Regions from separate parts of the Homo sapiens genome. Here region 2 is linked to region 1. Evidence: read pairs that join two places in POLR2A ChIA-PET (ENCODE). Cell type or tissue: CD4-positive, alpha-beta T cell. All regions are shown on one strand. Each heading gives the region's core, and the rest is flanking DNA. Links, peaks and the distances in the headings are about the cores only. Region 1 overlaps BACH2 (BACH transcriptional regulator 2). Region 2 overlaps BACH2 (BACH transcriptional regulator 2).

What was found. ChIA-PET counts read pairs that join two places held together with the same protein. Peaks named below come from ENCODE experiments on the same cell type or tissue, not always from the same donor. Only the 100,000 strongest peaks of a DNase experiment are listed, where the experiment ranks them.
Region 2: POLR2A ChIA-PET joins it to region 1 with 5 read pairs; 2 of 35 experiments call an interaction of 5 or more read pairs at or near these places.

Annotation. Positions count from the first base shown.
Region 1 is chr6:90,151,888-90,164,598 of GRCh38, reverse strand. The region is part of intron 4 of BACH2 (BACH transcriptional regulator 2); the gene reads left to right. Among named protein-coding and RNA genes, the nearest start is that of BACH2, 140 kb to the left of the region's middle. RefSeq lists enhancers at 6,786-7,985, 8,019-8,163 and a cis regulatory region at 8,091. In CD4-positive, alpha-beta T cell, for the core only: no CTCF peak of the experiment used is centred there; a DNase peak (open chromatin) is centred at 7,548; H3K27ac peaks cover 1,039 bases.
Region 2 is chr6:89,953,747-89,966,457 of GRCh38, reverse strand. The region is part of intron 6 of BACH2 (BACH transcriptional regulator 2); the gene reads left to right. Among named protein-coding and RNA genes, the nearest start is that of GJA10, 66 kb to the right of the region's middle. In CD4-positive, alpha-beta T cell, for the core only: no CTCF peak of the experiment used is centred there; no DNase peak of the experiment used is centred there.

The sequences.
Region 1 (12,711 bases), core at 4,500-9,499:
CTGCCAGGCTTTGGTATCAGGATGATGCTGGCCTCATAAAATGAGTTAGGGAGGATTCCCTCTTTTTCTATTGATTGGAATAGTTTCAGAAGGAATGGTACCAGCTCCTCCTTGTACCTCTGGTAGAATTCAGCTGTGAATCCATCTGGTCCTGGACTTTTTTTGGTTGGTAAGCTATTAATTATTGCCTCAATTTCAGAACCTGTTATTGGTCTATTCAGAGATTCAACTTGTTCCTGGTTTAGTCTTGGGAGGGTGTCTGTGTCGAGGAATTTATCCATTTCTTCTAGATTTTCAAGTTTTTTGCGTAGAGATGTTTGTAGTATTTTCTGATGGTAGTTTGTATTTCTGTGGGATCAGTGGTGATATCCCCTTTATCATTTTTTATTGCATCTATTTGATTCTTCTCTCTTTTCTTCTTTATTAGTCTTGCTAGCAGTCTATCAATGTTGTTGATCTTTTCAAAAAACCAGCTCCTGGATTCATTGATTTTTTGAAGGTTTTTTGTGTCTCTGTTTCCTTCAGTTCTGCTCTGATCTTAGTTATTTCTTGCCTTCTGCTAGCTTTTGAATGTGATTGCTCTTGCTTCTCTAGTTCTTTTAATTGTGATGTTAGGGTGTCAATTTTAGATCTTTCCTGCTTTCTCTTGTGGGCATCACAGTACATAAATTCTTATCTGTGACCAAATTACCTAGCACATTTTGATCTACATTCAATTTGTACACATGAGCTGGTGTCTTCAATTATAAGTTATTAAGGAAAAAGTATATTATGTGTCTTAGACTGTGATCGTGGAAGCACAGATATATGGTACATTTTAGAAATATTTCTATTTTAAGAAAATTTTGGAGCCCTTCAGCTCTCTGGGAAACTAAGCTGTATAGAACGCCTCATTCCCAAAGTATCCTGAATGGATAAAATTTGGCTGTAATTTCACAGGATGGGAATGTATAGTATCTTTTTCTTTTTACAATGAAGATATCATCTACCTTTAGTCTTGATTTAAAATATTTTTAAATCAATTTTATAATTTTATAAAATAGTCTAGATTAATGCTTTTTGAAAAATCAGGGCTTAGCTGCTTCTGAAAAGATGAATGTACTCTTAGGGGTCCACATTTGACTTTTTTCCAAATTCAAATAAAAATTAGTGGGGCAGGATGTTAAGCAGGATAACTCTACTTAAAGCAGAAAATCTTTAAAATTTTGGTGTAGATAAATTAAATCTGTGTTGTAAATACTTATCACTTCATTGTTTTTACCTGCCTTCCATACATAGTACCAAGGACTTATTTTCACTTATATCAGAGGAGAAGTAAAAAAACGCCACTGTGGTCTGTTTATCAAACAATTGCTACAGAGAGGGCCTTTCCCCTTTTGTGTAGAAGGAGAATGTCTGAGCTGTTGGAAGTCTTCATGTGACTCTCTACTGCCACGAGATATTTTCTTTTAAATCTCCGCTAGAGAATTCTGCCAAAGTCTGGTGTGTTTGTATGCATCATCTTTAGAGAAGTTGACTGTATTGAGAGAGGGGTGATTTCTGCCTTTATCTGAGATGGGTACACTTAGGAAAAATAAGCTTTTCGGGAACTTAGGAAAATTTGAAGGCCATATCAGTTATTTTTATTTGAGTAGCAAAGTTCTCTTTATCATCTTTAAAAAACCAACTACAAGTCCGCTTTCAGAGCACTAGATGTGTTTGCAGATTTCGGAGACACACGCCAGAGTGTGTAGCGTAATTACTTAATCCTCATCTGTCATGCCCAGAGCAGTGTTCCTTCAAGATAAAAGAATGGGCAGCATCAGAGATGTCTGGGTAGTTCCTTCACCCCTGGATTTTAAATTCAGAAAATCATGATCATTCTTTGCTTGCTTGTCCTTAGAAAATTAAAATGCATATTAGTAGACAAATCTCTGGTGTCTGAATTTTTTGTTTTTATTTTATTTTTTATTTTTTGAAACAGGGTTCTTGCTCTCGTGACCAGACTGGAATGTAGTGGCATGATCACAGCTCACGGCAGCCCCAACCTCCTGAGCTCAAGTGATCCTCCCACCTCAGACTCCCAAGTAGCTGGGACCACAGGTGTGTGCCACCACGCCCAGCTAATTTTTAAAAAATTTTTTGTAGCAGCAAGGTCTCACTATGTTGCCCAGACTGGTCTTGAACTCCTGAGCTCAAGCAGTCCTCCTGCCTTGGCCTCCCAAAGCGCTAGGATTACAGGCATAAGCCACCACACCTGGCCCTGGTCTCTGAATTTTTTGTGATAATCAGGAACTTTCTTTTAACCCACACCATTTTAATTATATATTCACCGAAAGAACAAATTTTCTGATAGATGAGAGCACTAGTAATTTAAATAAATTTAGTCCTATGCTCATTGACTTATTCAACATTTATAAAGCTCCATCAATTTATAAACATTGTCCAGGCACAAGACAGTATGGCTCCTGCCCTTAAGAAGTTTGATCCTATTGGGAAGCTTTCAAGAAAGCCAGTGTCCAAAAATCGTGAAGAAGCTCTGGGGTGGAGTCTGAAGACATTCTCTGGAGCAGCATTGTTGGGTCCGGCTCAGGGCTCAGAGAAGCTTCTCTGAGGAACTCCTGCTCAGTCTGAATCTCAAAGGTTATGTGGAAGTCAGAGTACTAATAGCCATGAAATCCAAATAAATTCATCGGCCAGAGGTTCCGCTTCTTTTAGTACACATTTTCAGACCTATAACCACCATCGAGACGCTGGTTGGTACCATTGTCTATTTGAATGGTGCCTTCTAATGGTTCCAGAGCCATCCATCCTGTCTGTGGTTGGCACTGGCATTGTGGGCCACTGGCCGTTGTCTGTTACAGGTTGCAGTGGAAAGGTAGGATGTTAAGCATTCTGAGTTGCTAAGCATTCTGATATTTTTTTTCCCCAGAATAATGCCAACTGATGGTACTAGGCCTGTATTACCTAGATTTAACTTGATTGGTTTTTAAGTGAGACCTTGAATGACTTTCTAATCAGTTGCTTAACTATGCCTAATCATGATGCTTTGTATACTCACACATGCAAATAAGCACATGTGTACTTTATTGTTTATATTTATTTAAAATAAATTCTGATGTTAGTCATCTGTGATTTGGGGCAAATCATGAATAGTGATATCAGTATTACCATTTGTAAGATGTGGTTAAGAGTAGCTGTAATTTACCTAACAGGGATTAAATACTTAATGTTTGTAAAGTGCTGTGTTTCATTAGAAAAAATATCATTATTATGGTCATTAATATGATTTGCAAATCATTAGTACCAATCACAGATAATACACCTGCAAAAATAATCACATTTCTATACAAACCTCAGTTTAGATAGCTTTAACTTTTTTTAATCCCAAACTTTAATTGCTGAGTTTTTTGGGGCACAGTGCCTAAAAGTATATCTTTTTTTTCCTTCCAGTTAGATCTGTCCCATTGTAAAAGGGCTGTGTAATGATTTGGCTTCTTTAAGGGCAAAAATCCTTTTTTTTTTTTTTTTTTGAGACGGAGTCTCGCTCTGTCGCCAGGCTGGAGTGCAGTGGCCCGATCTCGGCTCACTGCAAGCTCCGCCTCCCGGGTTCAAGCAATTCCTCTGCCTCAGCCTCCAGAGTAGCTGGTACTACAAGCGCACGCCACCACGCCCAGCTAATTTTTGTATTTTAGTAAAGATGGGGTTTCACCATGTTGGCCAGGATGGTCTTTATCTCCTGACCTCGTGATCCACCGGCCTCGGCCTCCCAAAGTGCTGGGATTACAGGCATGAGCCACCGTGCCTGGCCCAAAAATCCTTTCATAAAGACCATAAGTGGTTTAAGTGAAGACTCCAACTTAGATGTCGTCTCCATGGGGTTCTTTTGTCTCAAGAGAAACCAAGTCTGAAGAACCATATAGTCTGACTGAAAATAGTGTGGCCTTTTTGGAATGCTTTACAGAAATTTCTAATTAAGAGGTGGTGTTTGTCTTAGGTATACAGACACTGTTTTTGAAAAGTCTGCAGTACAAAATTCCCATTTAGTTTATTTTTAGCTTGAGTCTACTCTGCTAGTAAAAATAAAACTATTTTTGTACGTGCTGCTTCTAGTACTTAGATCCTCATTTTAAAAGAATTCACAGAAAACAGTCCATAGTGATAACTGTGTGCACTGGCCAGATTGTTATAGAATTGTGTTTTAAATAAATGTTATGATGGCTGCATTTTAGCTGCATCACAGGATCCAGCTCACATGATTCCTGTCCCCTACAGCCCACACATGCACATACACAAAGGGCCTCATCCCCGCCTTGCTTACTTAGAGTAAGGACTTGGCTTATCTAATTTCTGTATTTGTCCAGTGTGCAAGTGCTGACTGTCCTTTGTGTATTGTCTAAGGCCTCACGTGCACAGAGAGATACTGAATACATGTCTGTGATGACGGTTCCCCTTAAGAGATGATGGACTGCTCTTTTAGGGAGTTGTGTGTTTCTATGGTAACTCCCTTTTGAAAACTTCAATTTTATCCACATATATTTTGCAGATACTGAAAGCAAGCTTATGTTGAATTTAGAGAAGCTTTAAGTTTTTAGGAGGAAACTGCAGCTTATCAGCAGATGTCAAGAGCATACATACTTTGAAAGCTCGTTGAAAAAAATTATGATTCCTTTTGTGCTTGACACTTACCAAAAACCAATGTTCCATTCAGATAATCTTTTATTGTCAGTTTTTTATGCTCCTTAGGGTAAAAGTCACAAATATATACACAATTTGATAAAATTCAAAAGGAACAAAATAAGCACTATTCCTCCTTTGGCCTGTATCCGCCTCTTTCCCATCCCCAGTTTTGTACAGTACAATGTCACTAGCTTATTGAATTAGATTTACTTTAATCATCCATTTCCTTTTCTCCTGGTTACCACAATAGCTATGGGCTCTCAGTTAGCCAGCTACATCTGATCTAGAGAAAATAGGTTATGTCCCTATTTTGAAAAGAGAATTATCTGCATGGCTCAATGCTTTGTGTATTTAATAGTTAGAATTCTGGAAGAGATGTGGACTTCCTTCCTGAGCAATAAAATATATGTATAGTGACCATTTCTTAATTCTCTAGAGAATGCAGACAAAGGGATTTGTGTAGTCTATGAGGTCTGCGTATATAAAAGTTTTCCTTTGCCTTTAGTTGCCTTATTTTACTTTTAGGATGTTTTGTTTCTTTTCTTATACTTCCATATATTTTCACTCTTTTCCCTTTCTTTCTGAAACACATATTCAGTTGTCTTAAAATCAAATCAGCTGTGCAGTGGATACTGTATTTGGCTTTTTCCACATGTGTTAATTGTTCTGTTGGCTTGTTTTGTTTACTGTTTTTGCAGACCTGATTTGCCATGGTCCGTGCCTTTCATTCTACTAGACCACGTAGTTGATTTCCCAGTAGGGAAACGATTCTGCTGTCTTACCCAGTAATTAGTTATCTCATTTCAAAAGAGACAAGTTTATCTGAGAGGACTTTGTCACACGTTAAATGTCTGCTTTAGAAGATAGAGCCCATTTAGTTACTTGCCCATCCATGTGGTAAAAGAAATGCATAATTAGTCACCATGGAAATTAAGTATTTGAAGGGCAGAAGATGGTTAATTCGACCATTTATACTCAGCTATTGAGAGATTATGATGTAGTTTATTAGTGCTAAGAAATCAAATTAAGAGATGATATTTTTCAGCCCCATGAGGGAGTGGCAGTGTTGTTTATTTCTGAAGCATATTTTCATTTGCTGAGAGAGGACTTTGTGGCACTTTCCCTTGAATAGTTTTGTGTAACCTCTTGCTATGTGAGTAAGTGCCCCCCCCCCACCAAAAGAAGACACAGAGGGAGACTGAGTTCTGCCATCTCCATATCGTTACCTCCCTAGAATAGGAGAGGGAAGTAAATTCTGGACTCTGCCCTGTGCTCCTGGGTCTTTTCCCATCCCCCAGCTCAACCACCCGTCTCTCGTTACTTACTACACATCATGAAGCCCCTGCCCAGGCCCCTGATCCTGTTCAACCCTGTCTCAAAGCCACGCTCTTCCTGATGTCCCTTTCCTAGCTTGGCCTCTTTAATTATTTTCTTCCTGTCCCAATCAGTTATGACTGTGTGGCTTCATCTTTCAACCCCGCTCCTGGGTCTACCTGTGCCTTGCCTCCCACACCTGCCTTTCTTCTCGATGAGATAGTGTAAGTGAAATGGCTAGAAGTATGCATTTTGCAAGGAAGGGGAATGGCCATTTGATAGTCACACTACATTGTGCACCAAGGCATTTTAGAGCTTTTGTTTGTGTAAAACTTTATGTGAACAAATGGTCTAATATTTTTAAAATTTAAAAAGATGTTTGTTAATCTTATCTTCTGTTGTATACAACTCATATGGACTGGCTCCTGCCTACCTCTTTAGCTCCGTCTTACTCCAAGCTCACCCTCACTGTCTTCCATCTGGGGACAGTTTTTGAATGTGCCATACCCCATCCTTCTACTTGGCCACTGCTTGTGCTCCCTTTGTCTGAAATGTTTCTCCATGCCCCTTCCCCAGCAGCTCCATATCCCTTCATCAGAGAGGCATCACCTCCCCCTCAGTTAACGCTCTCATGACACCACATACCTTTCCAACATCGCACTTAATACAGTTGCAATTTTATCTTTATTTGTATAATTATTTCATTAATGTCTGCCTTCCTCATTATTGTCTATGTGCAGGCAGTTCCTGGTCTCTGTGTTTCTAGTGATCAGTACAGGAGTGGACATATAGTAGGTGCTCAATGAATACCTTTCAAATGACCATCGTGGATATCTCCAGGGGCTCACTCAATGGCCATTAGCCCCTTTCTAGCTGGTGCAACCCTGATTTGGTTGGAGTATTTCCTCTCCTCTAAGCGGCCATCTGCTCGGGCAGCTGGTCCCAGCCCCAGTTCCTGATCCAGTGGGTGAATTTGTTGTTAGATATACAAGATCTGGTCATCAGCTTGGCTCATGCACAGCGGTATGGGTTTCCCTGGAACCTACAAAATAGGACCGAAAGATGGAAAGAACCCAGGCCCTCGAGGATATCAGTGAGCTGTGGGCTAAACCAGTCCTGGGTTGGCTTTACTTCCAGGCAACTCTGTCGTGTAAAATAATAAATTTACTTACTGTTTAGGTCAATTCAAAGTTTTTTGCTTCTGAAAATAATCTGATGCAGAATATCATGAGTGAATGAATAAATTAACAACCCAATCTCACTTCTTCACAAATTTTTGTGCCCTTAGAGTTCCTTTGTAATTGTTTTCTCTTTTCTCATTTCTGTGAAGTGTTGGTCTACCAAGTGAATATGTTGATTGGCATTGAGCCCAATGCTAAATCCCAAATAACTCATATGTTTCGAAAAGTGTTTCCTTCCACTAAATGCCCCACACCTGGAATGTGAGCTCGTATTCTTCTTCACCTCTTGCCCTTTGGCTCTGCACTTTGTTCATACCTTTTTGGGGCAAGCTCTTCTCTAAGGAGGTTGAGAGTCAGGTTAAGTCATACCCAGCAATTTCCTGTTTGTGAGCCTTGAAGCTCTTGAAGAGTGCGGCAGGTTTGACAGAATCTGTAGGTGTTGTCAGACGTGAGCTGATTCATCCCCTTTGGTAGTTAATTCTCCAAAGGTCTCATCTCCCCAGCTACCATCCCTTCTTCTCTCTGGATGCTGCACAGTTCTTCTTTGTGTGAGGATGAGATTTTCAGGGCCGCCTGGGTCATGTATTCCATGTCTTTTTTGGGTTTTGGTGCATGTATTTTAGACCCTACTTTTCTCCATTTTTATGCAAGAGTTACTCCGTGTTGTTTCATAGCATTTTTGTTGTTGTTGTTCCTGCAGGGCTTTGAATGGTCCCTGTGAAATCTGCTGCCTTTCTTTTTCATAGTCCTCCACCTCAGCTCAATATAACACAACTTAGCCTAAGAAATGCAAGGCCCTAAGTAAAGACCACCTGAAATGCCTACTTGTTTGGTAGTAGAAACTTTGGTGTTCTCTCATTATTTTCTTTATTTCCCAGCATATTGGCAATGAAAACTAGACAATCACCCATTTTTGTACAATGCTCCCCTGAAGTAAACCATGAGAGTGGGGCAGCTAAGTAACCCATCTTTGAGAATGTTATTTTTGGCCATGCCATGTAGAAAAAGGACTGAATTTGTAACCCAAAAACTTGCATTCTTAAACCAAAATAGGAACAGTCCCACTTTGGCCAACCACCCTGGGCAAGTAGCACACTCTCCAAGATTCAGAATATAATTCTTACTGCCTACAGGGGTTGTTATGAAAGTAGAGTAAGATGCAGTGGAAGTGTTGCTTATGCCTGGGAAGTGCTATACAAAAGTATTAAAATTGTAAGGCTATAAAGAAAAACTCTTGTGAAGCGTTTTTTTTACACCACTCGATACCTACCTCAGTTTCCCTCCCCACCTTCAGATATGCAAGGCTGGTCAGGAGGTTGGGCCCCATGCACATTGGGATTAGGTCCCCTGGAACTTTTCAGGTGAGTCACTGCTTCATCAGATAGCGGAACTCCCTCACTAACCTTGGAATTCCAATCTTTTTTAAAACTTTGGTGATTTCCATTGGGGAAAAAAAATCTCTTGTAGTTAGTGATGAGGCCACCTCAATTGTCATCTGAGAATAGGACTTTATGCAATATTGACAACCCATCCATGACTTTTTTTAGTCGGCCAGCATTTTTGCACACCTGCTTGTGCCAGGCATTGTTCTCAATGCATGGGATGTGTCTGTGAACAAAACAGACACAAATTGCTGCCCTCTTAGAGCTTCTATTCTATTGGAGGAAAACAGAAAATAAGCAATAAACAAGCAAATTATAGTAAGTTAGAAGGTGGTAATTGCTAGGAAAAAAATTTAAAAACAGAGCAGGAAAGAGGAGGGCCAATTTGGGGATAGGAAGAGGCTGCAGTTTTAAATTAGGTGCTTGTTGTAGGCCTCCTATATTTCTAGTCTTTTGTTATTGTTGTTGTTTTTACAGAATGTTGTGATGATTTACTATTGCAAATGAATCATCTCTGTATAAATTAAATATTGCATGAAATGAAAGGAGTTCAGCTAAAGGCGAAACCTGATTGCTAAATGCTTGCAAAAGGATGGGAAGTTGCTCTAGCCCTTGCATGGCATTCTCAGGTTATCTATTCTTAGTTTAGTTTCCTTTTCCAAAAATGATGTTTATTATATAGTCTTCGAATGGAACATATCGCTGACACCTACTGCCATGTGTTTATAGTTAAACATAACTAGCCTCCCTTCTTACAAGACCAAGAGGTTCATCCAGAATGTTTCCCTTTAGAAGTCCTAAGAAGGCTCTCCTGGTTGGCTTTCCAGCCCATAACAGTGATAGATTTTGCAGCCTTCTTAGTCTAGCCATGTGGAGAAACCTGATGTTTTGGGTAATTCACCCCTTTAAACATGTGCTTTGTGTTTTGGTGGTGGTTGTTTGGGGCTGCGGTGTCTTAGGCATGGAGCTTATTATATCCATATAAATTACAGATCGCAGACACTCCGCCTCAAATAGCATTGGATTTATGATCCCTAGCTCTCCCTTTGCAGTGCCCCTTCTCCTCATGTCTGCTGTGCAACCTGACTTATGGTTGAGCCTGCTTCAAGTTCTTCCTGCCAGTTTGTCCCCTTTTCCGCAGTCTGCCTTGGTAGCTGACTGGGAGGGGCCAGCATGTGGGTTATCCCATTGTCTGTGGCTGTACACAAGAGGCTCTCAGTGGGTCTCTTTCTACGGACAGGACCCTGCCAAAGTAACACTTGTGCTTCCTGTCCAGTACTGACTAACGCAGTGCTATTCAAAAGGCAGGCTAGAACTAGGGCCATCAGAATGAACACGTTTTGAGCATTGGCAGATATACTTCCTCCCTTCCTGGCCTGTTGTTCCCCATCACTCACCAGATTCAGAAGGTGCAGTGCTCCTTGGGAGCAAGGCTGGGGCGCTTAGAGAGAGGGTCCCTTAAAGAGGAAGGGGGCTACCCTGGCTCATTATGAACTTTTTGGGTTCTGAACCTACCACTCATTATTCTGAATTGTGCAGCACATGTCTGTCACCTCCTAGTATAGAGTGGCCTTGAGAAAGTCACCTACTCCTTCTAGGTCTCAGTTTCTCATCTATAAAAGGAGTAGATTACTCTTCAAATGACCTTCAAAATTGCTTCCACTTCTAATTTTGTTTTAAGACACTATTGACTACACTTCTCCTAAAAATTGATCTTTTTGACGTGATTGGGCTCTTGAGACTTTTTTACCCTTTGTCCTGATCTGATTCTCTCCATGAATCAATTTTGTTCATCTCATCTGTCACTCTTCCTCTGTATGCTTTGTAACCTGCATTTCCTCTACTTCTGGCACTTTTTTGCCAATGGAACCTGCAATTCTACTCTGCAAATAGCTAGGGTTGTTTCCTCCCTCACTCCCAGCCAAAATACAGCTTTTATAGTAGTATCTCTGAGTAGGGAGTTGGGCTATTGAGAAAAACATGCTATAGCCCAAAGTCCCTATTTTAAAAGAGATAGAGATTGGAATGATATGTTCTTTTTAGGGTGTGGATGTTTTAGGCTCCAATGACCATAATCAAAATAGATCTATAACCAAGCCGTAAAAGGGTAATATATGTGAATTTTCTCATAATATGAATCCTAACACAAAAGCAGTTACAATACTTTAAGCGTAAATTACATAGTCTGCACCATGATTTTTTCAAAATTTGTCTTACGAACCTCAAGGAGGAAAATGTACCCCACTGGTTAGGAAAGAATTATTTTCTCTAGGTTCCATAACATAGAAGGAGTGTTTTATTTCCTCACTGCCTTGTGCCTGGGAATACTGAAATGATAGATTCAGCCATGTTTTAATAAAATTCCTCTGTAAGAATATTAGCATGGAGAGAGATTGGTATAAATACATGAATGTGCCTGGATTTTGAAGGTAAATCCTATAGCTATCAGATTGCTATTCACTTAATTGCCACAATCTAAAATTTATCTGTTAGTGTTTCTTTTCTAATTGTTACTAGTGTGATAAAAAGAAAAACTCTTATTTATATATAGATTATTTGTTTCAGGACATTAACTGAGAATATAGTATTGAAATGACTTGAAATTGAAGGAATCAGATTTTCTACTGCTTATTTATTCAGAATATAACTTACCCAACAAGGTCTGATTTAATTTATTTTGAGGAGTAGTATTTAGAAGCAGGATTACTCTTATTTAGGAAAAGAATCTGGATCTTAGATATACAGTGACTTGCCCAGAGTCACCTAGTAAATGAAAGAACTATAAGTCACCACTTGGGCGTGTGATTCATGATCTTGACTATGAATTGATACCAGTACTTTACATGAAATGGCCATACTCTGAAAATTATATTTTTAGATATAACCTTAATAAATATACTTGCCTTTCACAGAATATTAGAACCAATTCCTCCTTATCTTCATGGAGGAGCATACTTAATGATATATGTACTGATGAGATTTCGTCTTATTTTTAAAAACTTCCAAGAAAGAATGTTTCATAGCTCCCTTCATTCATCTACTCTGGTGCTTAATTAGATTTGATACGAGAACGCTTTCTTTCTTATCTAACTTGAATCCCTCATGCTGTAGCTTAAGTCTGTTTTCTCTCACTCTGCCTAGGATGCCAAAAGCAGCTAATCACCATTATCCATAGTAATATTCACAAAGTCCTCCTTATGTTTGAAATGTTAGCGCTATAACTGACAGTAAACATAACCCCCAAGTATCAGCAAATTATAAACTAGAGAAGAGGGACTAGCTTGTAGTAAATATAGATGACATATTAGTATTTAGTTGTGATGAATGAATAACACTAAATAACGTGACTTAAGCATTAAGCAGACTAAATGAAAGGCATTCTTCTGTTAACTCATTCACTTAAATATTTATTAGGCACCTACTTTGTGATGCTATGCTACATTCAAGACTTTCAATGAAAATGATTTTTAAAAAGTAAAACTTATTAAGTATATTTCTCAGAAATGTGAATGTACAATAGCCTAATATTAACAAGATAACCCTGTGCCTTATCTAATCATCCTGTGGAATTTACCCATATTTTGGAGGTGGGGCTGAAAAATAGTCTGATTATTAGAACATTTGTGTTTATATTTACAGCTGCCCTATTACTAAAATATGCAGTTGGCATCAAAATTTTACCATACACAGTCACTGAGCCCTTCACCTGGAAGCCTCTTTATTTCAGCATTACTGCTGAAGAGTTACCTGTGTCTTTCTGTGTGCATTTGAACATGTGTGAGCATGCAGCCAGTGTAGCACTACAAGATGCTTATCGCTAGAAATAAATTATAGAGTCGTGCAGCATGAAAATTATATGCCCGGGAATGCAGAACACAGGGTTACCTTCTGCCTCCTTTCTTTGTCATGGACAGCAGAGGCAGAAAGGAGAAAGAGATTTATTCTAAAGCCATTTGAAGCTGACCAAGCAATTTATAACAGATGAAATGCTGATTTATTGCTGCAGAGAAAATAATGGGTGTTCTTGCTAAAATGCCATTAATAGCTTTATTGTTTAAAGTGCAAATTATATTCAGCAATTTGTTAGTCCTCTTTTGAGGCAAAGTTGAAGTAATTCAATGTAGGCTTTTAGCAGAAAAAAGGACAAAGTAATTAACAAATCGTAAAAGAATTCA
Region 2 (12,711 bases), core at 2,823-7,822, 200 kb after region 1:
TTGTCCAATTCACATATGGGGTTTTGTGTTAATGGCTGCTGTTTAAATCCTCACAGAGCACAGATGGTGCCTGCATTGCATCAGCATTAACTGTTCTCCATTGGCAGAGCCCATTGCAGAAGCACAAGAAGGGAGGAGAAATCAGAAGTGTATCGTCCCTTTGGCAAAAAGTCTGGTTTCCATGTATGATTTTTATCCCAGCTTACTGTACAGCTTTGAGTAGCCCAGTCAGCATATCTCAGCTTGTTACATGATGGTTGGTAAAGGACTTAGATGAAAGAGACTAAAGACTGTAGAAATACTATCATTGCTGCTGTATCAACCATGCTGATAAGGCATACTCTGTAGCTTTATTCCTTCTGTAAGCCACAGTAACACCATTTCTATTGCCAAGGAAAGGGCTCTGCTTGAGAAGCTGATACATACATCTTCAGAATTTTTAGTACTTTTCTCTCAAAAGCCTTTCAAGTATATTAACTACCTACATGTCTTCAGCTTGTCCCTATTTATTCCTATTTTGCAAATGAAAGGGACAAATGACAGCAGGTATCAAGGTCAGATTGCTTTCCCTGCTAAAGACCAGTGGGCCTCCCCTGGTAGCACCTGGGTTCTCAAGGCTATTGGAGGATTAGTGGTGTGTCAAGCTACTTGCTTCCAGAGGCAAGAAGAAAATAATATTTTCCATAAGAGACGTGTGATCTGTCAGTTCTTCAGTTCTGATTTCAGGTGGAAAATATGACTTCAGTTCTTGAAGAAAAAATTCCCTAACCAGGTATGACAGATGTCTTCAAATATGTGATGGATTGTCATGTGAAAGAGGGATTCAAATTGCTTGCCCAAGTGGGCAGTACTAGGGCTAGCTCGGTTTAGTTCAACTAATAGTTATTGAGACTCTAGGGTGTACAAGGCACATGCTTTCAATTGAAAGTGATGGAGTGGGGAGGAAGAGAGAAGAATATCTTGCTTAACTCATAATACCAATTAGGTCAGAACCCAGCAAGTTTGATATTGGTAGGAAAGTAAAATATTTGGTAAATCATGGGATAAATCAAGAAGTTACAGTCTCCAATGTCTATTCATGGTTGAAGCAGGAGTAATGTAAAAATGGACTTGGAGATTATTGCCACAGTGATAAATAGAATTTCTCAGAGAACCCAAGTAACCTGGTAAGCAGAAGGACATCACAGTGAAATATGGCTATGGGAAGGAATTCCATATTCAAAATAAAAATGTAACCACTGGAAAGACAAGCAGAGCCAAAAGTATATCTAGGCCAGTCACTGTGGCTTATGCCTGTAATCCCAGCACTTCAGAAGGCCCAGGCGGGTGGATTACTTGAGGTCAGGAGTTCGAGACTAGCCTGACCAACATGGCGAAACCCCTTCTCTACTAAAAATACAAAAAAATTAGCCAGGTGTGGTGGCACACGCCTGTAATCCCAGCTACTTGGGAGGTTGAGGCACGAGAATCGCTTGAACCTGGAGGCGGAGGCTGCAGTTAGCCGAGATTGTGCCACTACATTGCAGCCTGGGTGACAGAGTGAGACTCCATCTCAAAAAAAAAAGAATTACATCTAATAAGGTCTGTAAGCAAATCTAGAAACATAGGGCAGGGGCCCTCTGAAGAGCACTAGGAGATTAGAAGAGAGAGGAGCAAAATTGATATTGTAGGAGTTTATGGGTCCTATTGTCAGGACAATTAAAGGTTCCATGTTCCTATTCCCATGTACAGAATTAGGTCAAATAGCTACCAGAATTCTCCTCGACCAGTAGTTGAATACCTGAGTGGTTATTGATTTGCCACATTGGCAATTCCACCTTCCAGAAAGTAGAAGATGCAAAGGTAGAACTGCTATTCGGGTCGTAATCTGGCTAAAAGGAATTAATAAGAGTACACATGAGAAGATCTTTAGAAGAAAGCGGCAGTATCATCTTAAAGAACATGAAGTCAAAGAAGATTTTGTACGGTCCAAAATATTTCAAGACCTTTTTTATTGTGATTTTAAAAAAAATAACATAAAATTTACCATACATGTTTATGTGTACAGTTCAGTAGTGTTAAATAAGTTCAATACTCTTAAGTATTCACATTGTTGTGAAACAGATCTCCAAAGTTTTTTCATCTTGGAAAATCCAAAACTCTGTACTCATTAAACAACTCCCCCTCTTTTTCTTCCCCCAGCCCCTGATAAACGCCATTCCACTTTCTGTTTCTATGAATGTGACTACTTTTCTTTTTTTTTTTTTTTTTAATTATACTTTAAGTTTTAGGGTACGTGTGCACATTGTGCAGGTTAGTTACATATGTATGCATGTGCCATGCTGGTGCGCTGCACCCACTAACTCGTCATCTAGCATTAGGTATATCTCCCGATGCTATCCCTCCCCACTCCTCCCACCCCACAACAGTCCCCAGAGTGTGATATTCACCTTCCTGTGTCCATGTGAGAATGTGACTACTTTTCAATGCCTCATATAAGTGGAATCACACAGAAGTTTCTTTTTATGATTAGTTTAATTCACTTAGCGTAATGTCCTCAAGGTTCATCCATGTTAGAACACGTGACAGGATTTTCTTCCTTTTAAGGCTGAGAGTCCATTGTATGTATCTACCACATTTTGTTGATCCAGTCACTCATGAATGGAAATTTGGGTTGCTTTCACTTCTTGGCTATTGTGAATAATGCTGCTGTGAACATGAGTGTACAAACACCTCTTTAAGACCCTGCTTTGGATTCTTTTGAAAATATCCCCCAAACTGGGTTTGCTGGATCATATGGTAGTTCTATTTGTAATTTTTTAAGGAACCTTCATACTGTTTTCCATAGCAGCTGCACTATTTTGCAATCTCTTCAACAATGCACAAGGGCCAAATGCAGTGACTCACACCTGTCATTCCTGCACTTTGGGAGAACGAGGCAGGAGAATCACTTGAGCCCAGGAGTTCAAGACCAGCCTGGGCAACATGGCAAGACTCTGTCTCTACAAAAATAAGAAATTAACCGGGCATGACGGTATGTGCCTCCTGTCCCAGCTACTTGGGAAACTGAGATGGGAGGAGCACTTGAGCCTGGGAAGTTGAGCCTGCAGTGAACTATGATCATGCCACTGCCCTCCAGCCTGGGTGAGAGTGAGACCCTGTCTTAAAAACAAAAACAAACAAGAAAAATAAAAAATAAAACAGTGCACAAGGATTTCAATTTCTCCACGGCCTCGCTGACACTTGTTACTCTGTTTTTTTGGTAGTAGTCATCCCAGTGGGTGTAAGGTGAGATCTCATTGTAGTTTTAATTTTTATTTCTCTGTTAATTAGTGACGTTGAGCATCTTTTCATATGTTTGTTGGCTATTTGTATGTCTTTGGAGAAACGTCTATTCAAGTCCTTTGCCTACTTTTAGTTGGGTTATTTTATATTTTGCTGTTGGGAGTTGTAGGAGTTCTTTAAATGAGAGTTCTTTACATAGGGGTTCTTTATATATCAACCCTTTACTAGGTATATGATTTACAAATATTCCCTCCCATTCCATGAGTTGCCTTTTTACTTTGATTGTATCCTTTGATAGAATCAGATTTTAAGTTTGATATAGTCCCATTTGTTCATTTTTGCTTTTGTTTCTTGTGCTTTTGGTGTCATATCCAAGAACTCATTACCAAGTCCAATGACATGAAGCTTTTCCCCCATGTTTTCTTCTAGAGTTTTATAATTTTGGGTTCAAGACATTTTTAAACAGATTTTTATGTTAACAAGAAAAAGGTAGAAATTATGCATCTGTGGGGAAAGATGATTCAGGAGGGCTAGAAGTGTCCAAAACAAAGTTCACATGAGGACCCTTTTCTTGAAAAAGGAGGGTAAATTGTGCCAGCAGTTGTGTTTCATTCAGAGTTTTATTTTAAACACTGGAAAAACACGAACAACTATGGGAACATGTATGGAACCACAAATAAGGCGTTCAAGAAAACTCAAGCCCAAAATGAGTGGAGACCTTTCGAAGAGGACCACAGAAAACAAAAATGAATTTGTGGTTCTCTTTGGAGCGTAAAGATGAGGGAACCAACAGCTGCTCATTGGGGCTGACTGTGTAGTACTGAGGATGGCAAAAAGCCCAGAGTTAATTTTATATTGTGCATCAAGGAGAATGACTGAATGAATGACCATAAGACTGAAAAGTGAGAAAAAACTTGGAAAAGGGAAAGGAAGCCCTAGGTAGATGAACAAAAAGAAAATGCTAAGCTCCCAGACTGGATGAAGTAAAGCCCCCAAACTGCAGGGGGAATAATATGATTATGATACAACTTGCTATGGTCAAAATCTTTCAGGGACTGTGGAGCTAAGGAAAGTGTCAAAAGACTAGAGATCAGAAATTGCATCGTAATTTGCAAAACAAAGAGAAGAAAGTGGATCTTTAAAAATTTGACTGAATAGTAGTTTTTATAATAGGAATGATTTCTGAGTATCTAGACAAGTACACACTCTTGGGTCAAAAATTTGATTTTGCAAGGTTAAAATGGACACATGGCTTATCAATAGATACTGGGAGGAAATAAGCTCAGAGATGTTAATTGTAAATAATAAGTGACAGTGAAATCTGAGCATTTCTAGAAAATAGGATATAGACAGAGAGAGGTGATAGTGTGTCCTCTGTACCAATGATTGGAGCATTTATTCAATCCAGATATCTGCCAGGGGTGTAGTCGCAGGCAGTGTGGTTCAGAGGAGAGTAACAAGAAAGGTGTAAGAACTCATAACTGACTAAGCCAAAACTTCCATTCCTGAAACTTAACATGAAGAACCATTAGAAGGTGCTAATGAGGGGCCAAACTTCTCATCACTGGAAGCCTTCAAAAATGTTTTGTATTTTCTGGTTGAAGATCAAGTGGTTCATAGTTGGTTTGAAATGACTAGAGGGGTTGAGAGGGTGAAACCAGACCTTGAGTCAAGAAATTCTCGCCTAGGAAAATCACTGGTTTCTGGAATGGGAAGAGGGTCATTTAAAATGGAAATTAGGTAATTTTTTCTAAATCTTCTTTTTAAAAATAATTTTCTTTTGGAGGCAGTTTTTCGAATGAAACCATAAACCTTGATGCAGGTTTTACTACTTCATTACCAGTGAGTGGGATGCTTTTCACTTTTATTTTACACTGAAAAACGTGAAACATTACTACTATTTCATATCTATTTTAAGACCTACACTTATATTGAAATTGGATTTTTAAAAATTATTCTGTGAACTTCATTTTATAATCTTTCAGAAGGGAGATTTTCTGTTTTCACCGTATGCTTTTAGGGTAAATATGAATATAGTTCCTTGTATCTGTATCATATATGACTTTTGCCTGTCACTAACCTAGGAAATATAACCATCTATACCTGAATGGGAAAATTATGAGCGCCACATATGAAGGAGGTGAGATGAGATGGGCAAAACCACCCAGTTGAAACGAAGGTTCCACATACCCAAGGTGTCGCCAGTTCTCAGGAAAGACAATATGGAATGTTTGCTTTTGGGACCTTCTCCTGTTCCCATCAACCTTGAAACAACCAAAGAAATACCTAAGGGGCAGTTTCAGCCATTATATAGCCCCATAACCATTCTGAGCCGACTATCACAGAGAGGGGACACGTAACGCTCCCCCTAGACATCAGCTTCATCCGACTGCCATTCCACTGTGGAACAAAGCTCTGGTGCCATGTGGCACCCCGCCAGAAGGGCATTTCTGCTTTGTCTTCTAGATTCTAAGGACCAATACTTAGCTAGGCCTGATAATTTACCAAATCCCCATGTGGTAAAAGGGCTTCGTAGGATTTGCAGAGTTTCATTGAGCAGGAAAGGGACACAGCAGTTATCTTCATCCTTCAGGAGGAATGCAGACACTGGAAAAATAGAACCAATTATGAGATTCACCTTCTGCATACCAAAAGATGTACTGCATCCAATTGGCCAGACTTCTTTGGATAGAGCTATATAAAACAATATTTTAGAGAGAGTAATAAAATTTACAATAACATGTTTCCATATGAAATAGCATTTCTTTCCTAGTTCACTTCAGAGAAACAGCAACAGGTAGAAAGGGAGCATGAGAGTTGAACTCTGCGGTCGGAAGACATGAGTTTAGCCCTGGCCAGGCAGCCCTGTGACTTTGGGTAAATCCCTTCACCTTTCTGGGCCTTGGCCTCCTTGTCTGTAAATTGGATTGTTAAGTCAGGGAACTAGAAACCATGCCAGGTGTTTCAAATAGAGGGGCTATAAAACAGGAAATTGGTTACACAGGTGTTGGAAAACTGGAAGAACAGAAAAGGGAAGGAGAGCTAACCTAATGATTAATGACCGCAGAAAGTATCTACCACTCCTAGGGCTGGAGGGGATGAAAGGGACCTGTGAGCATGGTGGAGGGGCGGGTGCCTCGGGAGCTGCAGCTGTGGGGCAGACAGCCCCTTCCGGACACTCCACCACAGAGTCAGGGATGCAGCCACTTCCAGAACACACCGCCAAGAAAGGAAAGATAAACAGAGCAAGAGACAGAAGGAGCCACAGCGTCTTCATGCCTCCCACCTTCTGAGCTCACCCACCTGTGCACCTGTTGGCAGGTCCGATAATAAGTTAACCAGCAAAAGAGCCTAGGAAACAAGAGTTTTTGAACTCCCAGCCTCAGCAAGAGGGAAATATGAGAAAAGTGGATGTGAGTCCGAGAGACAATAGTAAATAACCAACATATGAGTTTACAACATCAAACTAAAATTCAGTCAAATAATAGAAGTCAAAATTAGTAGTTGGTAAGGACTATTTCAGTTTTCCGGTTATGTTTGTATTAAGGTAGTTAAGTTGTATTAAAGTAGTGTTACAGAGATACACACGCACAGAGAGAGTGATAATAGTTTTGGTTCTGGCCTCAACAGTTTCTGAATAATTTTTTTAGGTGTTTTTTAATTTAAAAAGTTTGTATTGAGTCATGATTTAGGAAAAAACTACAAGTACATTTCGGAAAACCCTGTGACAGGAGAAATCATAGCAAAAATGTGGGTTATGGTAGGGTCTGTCCTCAAGAATTCCTGAGAATAATTGCAGGGAGTCTGAGTCTGTTAACTGATTCAAGTCATGACTCTCTATCATGGGGATTCGAGTCAGGCCTTTGCTCACTGAGCCTACATGATTTTCCTTTTTTTACTAATCAAAAAGTACCTTGGTGGGCTGACCATGTTTTTCAGCCCAAAGTTGAAGTCAAATGGTGGTCTACTGTTTGACCTCCACCCTGGGATGCCATCACCCCCTCCTCAAATCAGGGAGTCCATTTCAACTGCAGGGAATAGGTAACTGTGTGTGTGTGTGTGTGTGTGTGTGTGTGTGTGTGTGTGTGTGTGTGTGCACTTGTGCATGCATGTGTTATTGACAGGGCCAGCTTCATGAGCATAAAACCTGTGCAACTAATTGCACAGGGCCCCATGCTCAGAGGGGTCCTGCACTTTGTTTAATGTTCTCTTGTCACTTGAAATTCTTAATCTCTGAACAAGAGGCTAACATTTTCATTTTGCACTAGGCCCTGCAAACCATCTAGCCAGTTCTGGTTTTGTGGTAGGGGAGGGCAATTGTGAATAGAGGACCAGGAAAGGTCTCAGTGAGGAAATGGCGTTTGAGGAAAAGCCGGAAGATGATGAGGGAGTGAGACATGCCTTTCTTTTACTTATTCTGAAGAACTTCAACTCAGCCCTCAACACTTGGCAAGTGTTACCTCCTCTAAGTAGCCTTACACTAATTCCCTTAGCAGTTACTGCTCCAGCCCTGTCCTCCCAGCATCCTGCAAATACCTCTGTTACGTACTCAGGTGACACTGTAAACATTTATATTGAACATCTGTCTCCCCAGTCACTTGTTAGCTCCTTGGAGAAAAAGGTGGTGTTTTATTCATATTTGTAGCAACAGCAATAATACTGGTTGTTACTTAATGCCAGGTCCTGTTCCAAAGGTTTTACTATAAGGCAGGCACTGTCAGTATCCCTGTCTTACAGTTGTAGAAACTAAAGCATAGAGAAACTAAAGCACAGAAAGGTTAAGTAACCAGCCCAAGTGACACAGCTGGTAGACAGCAGAGCTGAGACTTGAATCCAAGAAAGTGGAGTCCCCAGACCTTGCATAGTACACAGTGAGTGCCTAGCACATCGTTGGAGAATGAAAAAATGAGTATGGATGGACACAGTGGCTCATGCCTGTAATCCCAGCACTTTGAGAGGCTGAGGCAGGAAAATGGCTTGAGCCCAGGAGTTCGAGGCCAGCCTGGACAACATAGTGAGACCTCATCTCTAAAAAATAAAATAAAATTAGTAAACAAAAAAATTATAAGTGACTGAATGATCAGATAGAGTCTCAGGAGTAAAACTTACAAATAGGGGAAGGATTTTTACATTATGGCTGCAGATCCAAGTTCAAACCTGCACAGGAGAGAAAAGACACTCCGTTTATGTTTTAAGACATATTCACTAAGACAAATAATGATTTTCTTTAGCTAAAAGAACCACCATATGAAATGATATATGTATAAATCAATTTCAATGTTGATTTAGTTTTTATATTATTACCTTAGGAATAGAACACAAAATAAGCTCTATCTAAAATTCATAATAAAATTGCCCAGGCACAATGGCTAACACTTGTAATCCCAATACTTTGGGAGGTCAAAATAGACGGATTGCTTGAGTCCAGGAGTTTGAGACCACCTGGGCAACATAGTGAAACCCCGTCTCTACTAAAAATACAAAAATTAGCTGGGCATAGTGGTATATGCCGATAGTCCCAGCTATTCAAGAGGCTGAGTTGGGAGAATCACCTGAGCCCCAAAGGTTGAGGCTGCAGTAAGTGGCAAGATCATGCCACTGCACTCCAGCCTGGACAACCAGTATGAGACCCTGTCAGTAAATAAATAAATAAAATTAATACGAGGCCAGATGTGGTGGCTTACACCTGTAATTCTAGTACTTTGGGAGGCTGAGGCAGGAGGATCCCTTGAGCCCAGGAGTTCAAGACAAGCCTGGGCAACATAGGGAGACCCTGTCTGTAAAAATAGATAAAATAAAAATTAATACTAAAATAACCAGAAGCTTTGTTGAAATAGTAAGGTGAATTAATTTGACAAATACTTTCTAAATGTCTAGCATGCTGCTTTGGAAGAAGAATGTGATAATGTGGATATGAATTATAGAAAATTAAGATGAGGAGTGATGCCTGATCACTAAGTCAGTTTTCATCCTGCAGAGTGGGTTGCAGTGCAGTAAGAGAGTGGGAAGGGAGAGTTAATTGTCACCAGCATTGCTTTCATCATTTGACAAGTGCCTTGCTGTGCAAATACAACCCAGAGGGGTTGTCAGTGGTCTAGCGTTTTAAAAAGCCCTTGGGCAGGGGTTCATTACCTTTATCTTCCTGGTTCCTGCAGTGTGTAAGAGATTCAGCTTCATCAGGAAAGTGTACATGGTGTTGCTGAAGATGTAAGTTTCCCTTTTTTGTGAAGTTGTGATTAAGGGACCTTGAGAAGCGTGCCAGCCCTCTCCCAGGGAGCAGTCACCTGTCCTCCGGATTCATCTGATCAGCCTTCTGCAGATGGGCTCAATGCTACAGCCATGTGTATATACTGCCAAAACCAACTGGAGACACCTTAGTCATGTAGCTTATATAGAGAATGATGTTCCAAGTCTCAAAAATCCTCAAACCCTATTTTCAATAAATGCCTGAAGGCTGACTGCCTCATCCCTATCATAGTCCAGAGATGGAACTGTTGTAAGTATCCTCATAAACTCTGTCCTGCAGCAAAATGGATGTCTCATGAAACACTGAGCTCCCCAAAACACTGAGCTCCCCAAAACACTGAGCTCCCCAGCTTTGCAAACAGTGCCCAAACTTTCTCTACAAATTGAGTTTTCATCAGCCCATCTTCCTTTCAGCAGAGAGATGATATGTTAGAATCCAATGTAATGAAGGATTAAGGGTCATAGTTACAGTGGGTCAAATTTCAACACATTGTCAGCATGTTGACTTGCACCATCGGACACGGTACCCTGGCCTTATTTCTTTCAGGGTTGAACCAACTATGTGCCAACTGCTAGCTGAGGTCATCACCTCCTAGGAAGCAGTCTGTGGGAGGTTGGAGGGTTAACTTTCTGCCTTCTCCGAGGTCTCGCCCCCACATGGCACACTGTATTCTGGCCCCAATGTGTGATCCCATCTCATCTGTATCAGAATGAGTATTGCACAGTATGAGACCAGGTAGTTACATATTTAAGTGCAATGAAAAAATGTTCTTCGAAATGAGGCATTCAAAATATTTTCATTCAAAATGCAAGACTGTTATCCCAAGTTGTCCCTAACACCATATTTTGCATTTGTTTCTCATACCTTGAGGCCACTGCTGACCAGTGGATTTTAGTCTAGATGGGTCTGCTTAGAGCAGAGGGATGCAACTCCATTAACATCAGTGAGTTGGAACTATTCTTCTATTTATAGCCACTTCATTCCATTTTAACTTTATGATCATTACTTTTTAAAATACCATTTTATGAGTTGTTAGTTTTGCGTGTAATTCTCCACCTCCCACCCCCCTCTTATTTTTTCCCATTATTAGAGCCTTATTTGTTAAGAACAAAAAGTAAGTAACAATGCAGACTTGTGGTCACAGTTTCATGAACATACAGCTTTTCACTGGTACCTGAATATTTGCCTTCTGAGTATAATGAATGAATTTAAATGGTCCCTAAAAATGGGTAGACAGTGCCACCTTCTCAAGATGGAGGCTAAGCCAGTATTTAGAAAGCCTCTGCCTGTTGTAACACTTGCTGGCAGGTGTGATGGGCACTTGCTTTCTGTTTTGTGTATCTGGAGCGATTACCACTGCCGAAAGTAGACCAGAGATGGGTTCCTGGGAGGGACCCTTGTGACAGTTCCGAAAGTAGCCATCGTATCAAAGCAACCCTTGACCTAGAGCAGACACTCAAGGCGTGCTGATAAAAGTGTTCAAGGGGCCCCCTTGCTAGTCCCCTCAGCCTCAGTAGTCTCCTATCCTGAACTTGTCTGGATTTCTCAGTTGACAACTACTCATATAATCTTGCAATGGCTTTTCCATTGTTGACTTGCTTACATTGTTACTTAGTTAACTTTTCATCATTTGTACCTCTTCTACAAAGCTAAATCTTAGATCTCTTGAGCACAGGCCTGAGTCCTACACATATCCTTCCCTCACACCACTAGCACAGAAGAAGAAACAGACTGGACTTGGTTTGGAATCCTAGCTCTCCACTGACTAGCACTGACCATGGATAAACTCCTTCACCTCCCTGCTTCATAGTTTCCTTATCTACAGAATAAGGGCAGTCATGCCTGCCTTGCAGGGTGTTACAAGAGCACAGTGCTGGGCACTAGGAGATACTTGGTAAATGGTCATTCTGGCTCACCAAACAAAGCCTCACACACAGAAGCTGAGCAAAATCTTGCAGACTTAAATATGACAAAGCAGGACTGAAACCAGAATGGGAGAAGAGCTAGTTATGAGCTCTTGAACTTTCATGGTGAGGACACCATTTCCTCTGCCCTTGGGCTTAAGTGACAGTTTACAAACCAGATTTTTTATCTATGACTCTTTCATGACCATATGACGATCATTTCAAGCTCAGGAAGTTTCCTAAGCCTCAGTGATCTAAGGAGTGCCATTGATTTGTGATGTGGAGACTTTGCTCATTCACCTCCTTGGTCCAATTCATACATTTAAGCATCAGCTCGTCCCTGAGCGGAGATGCTTTCTCCAGCTCCTTGCAGCCATGTGGCAGAGGGTGACTCCCAGTACTGCTTCCTGATCTACAGATCCCCATGGATGTCCCTGGCTTCTTTAGAAATTTTCTTTACAAGAGGCCACAGTGGAAGATAGTGGTAAGACTTACTTAGACCTACAGCATCAAAAAAAAAAAAAATGGTGATAAGGATGGGAGTATGAGAAAAACTGTGTGAACACTCTGGGGACTGTTGTGGGGTGGGGGGAGGGGGGAGGGATAGCATTAGGAGATATACCTAATGCTAAATGACTAGTTAATGGGTGCAGCACACCAGCATGACACATGTGTACATATGTAACCTGCACATTATGCACATGTACCCTAAAACTTAAAGCATAATAATAATAAAAAAAAAAAGAAAAACTGTGTGAACAGTATAAATAGCATTGAAATTAGTTTCCTACATTTCCCATATAGTGAGCACCTTTGCCAAAACTCAAGAAGTGTCTTATCCACCCTTTTGGCAACTGGCACATTACAGAGGAGCATAGGATCATTACGAGGGCAGGGGTCAACTCTGCATTGATTTCACCATTTCTTTCTTTGTGGTGGAGCCATGTGGCAGTAAAGGAATAGGTCATGTGACATTCTTGTCATCTTCTTCAGTTACCTATAAATACACATTTCCTTGCTTTTTTACTTTCTTTTAAAGATTCTTGGAAGAAAAGGACATAAAACAGATGTATTGTCAGTACTACATTTGCTGAACCTATTACCATGTCAGCTTAGCAGGATACAAAAGTGTCGGTCAGACCTCCTTTTTAATACTGGTACTGTGACACGGGGCAAACAAAGACCCTTGCCTGCCTGCCTTTGATCAGTTGATCGGTTCAGTTAGTTGGTTTACATGATGCCTTGCTCCAAAAGTAACTTGAGACAACACTCTCTAAACATACTGTGTTGTCACCT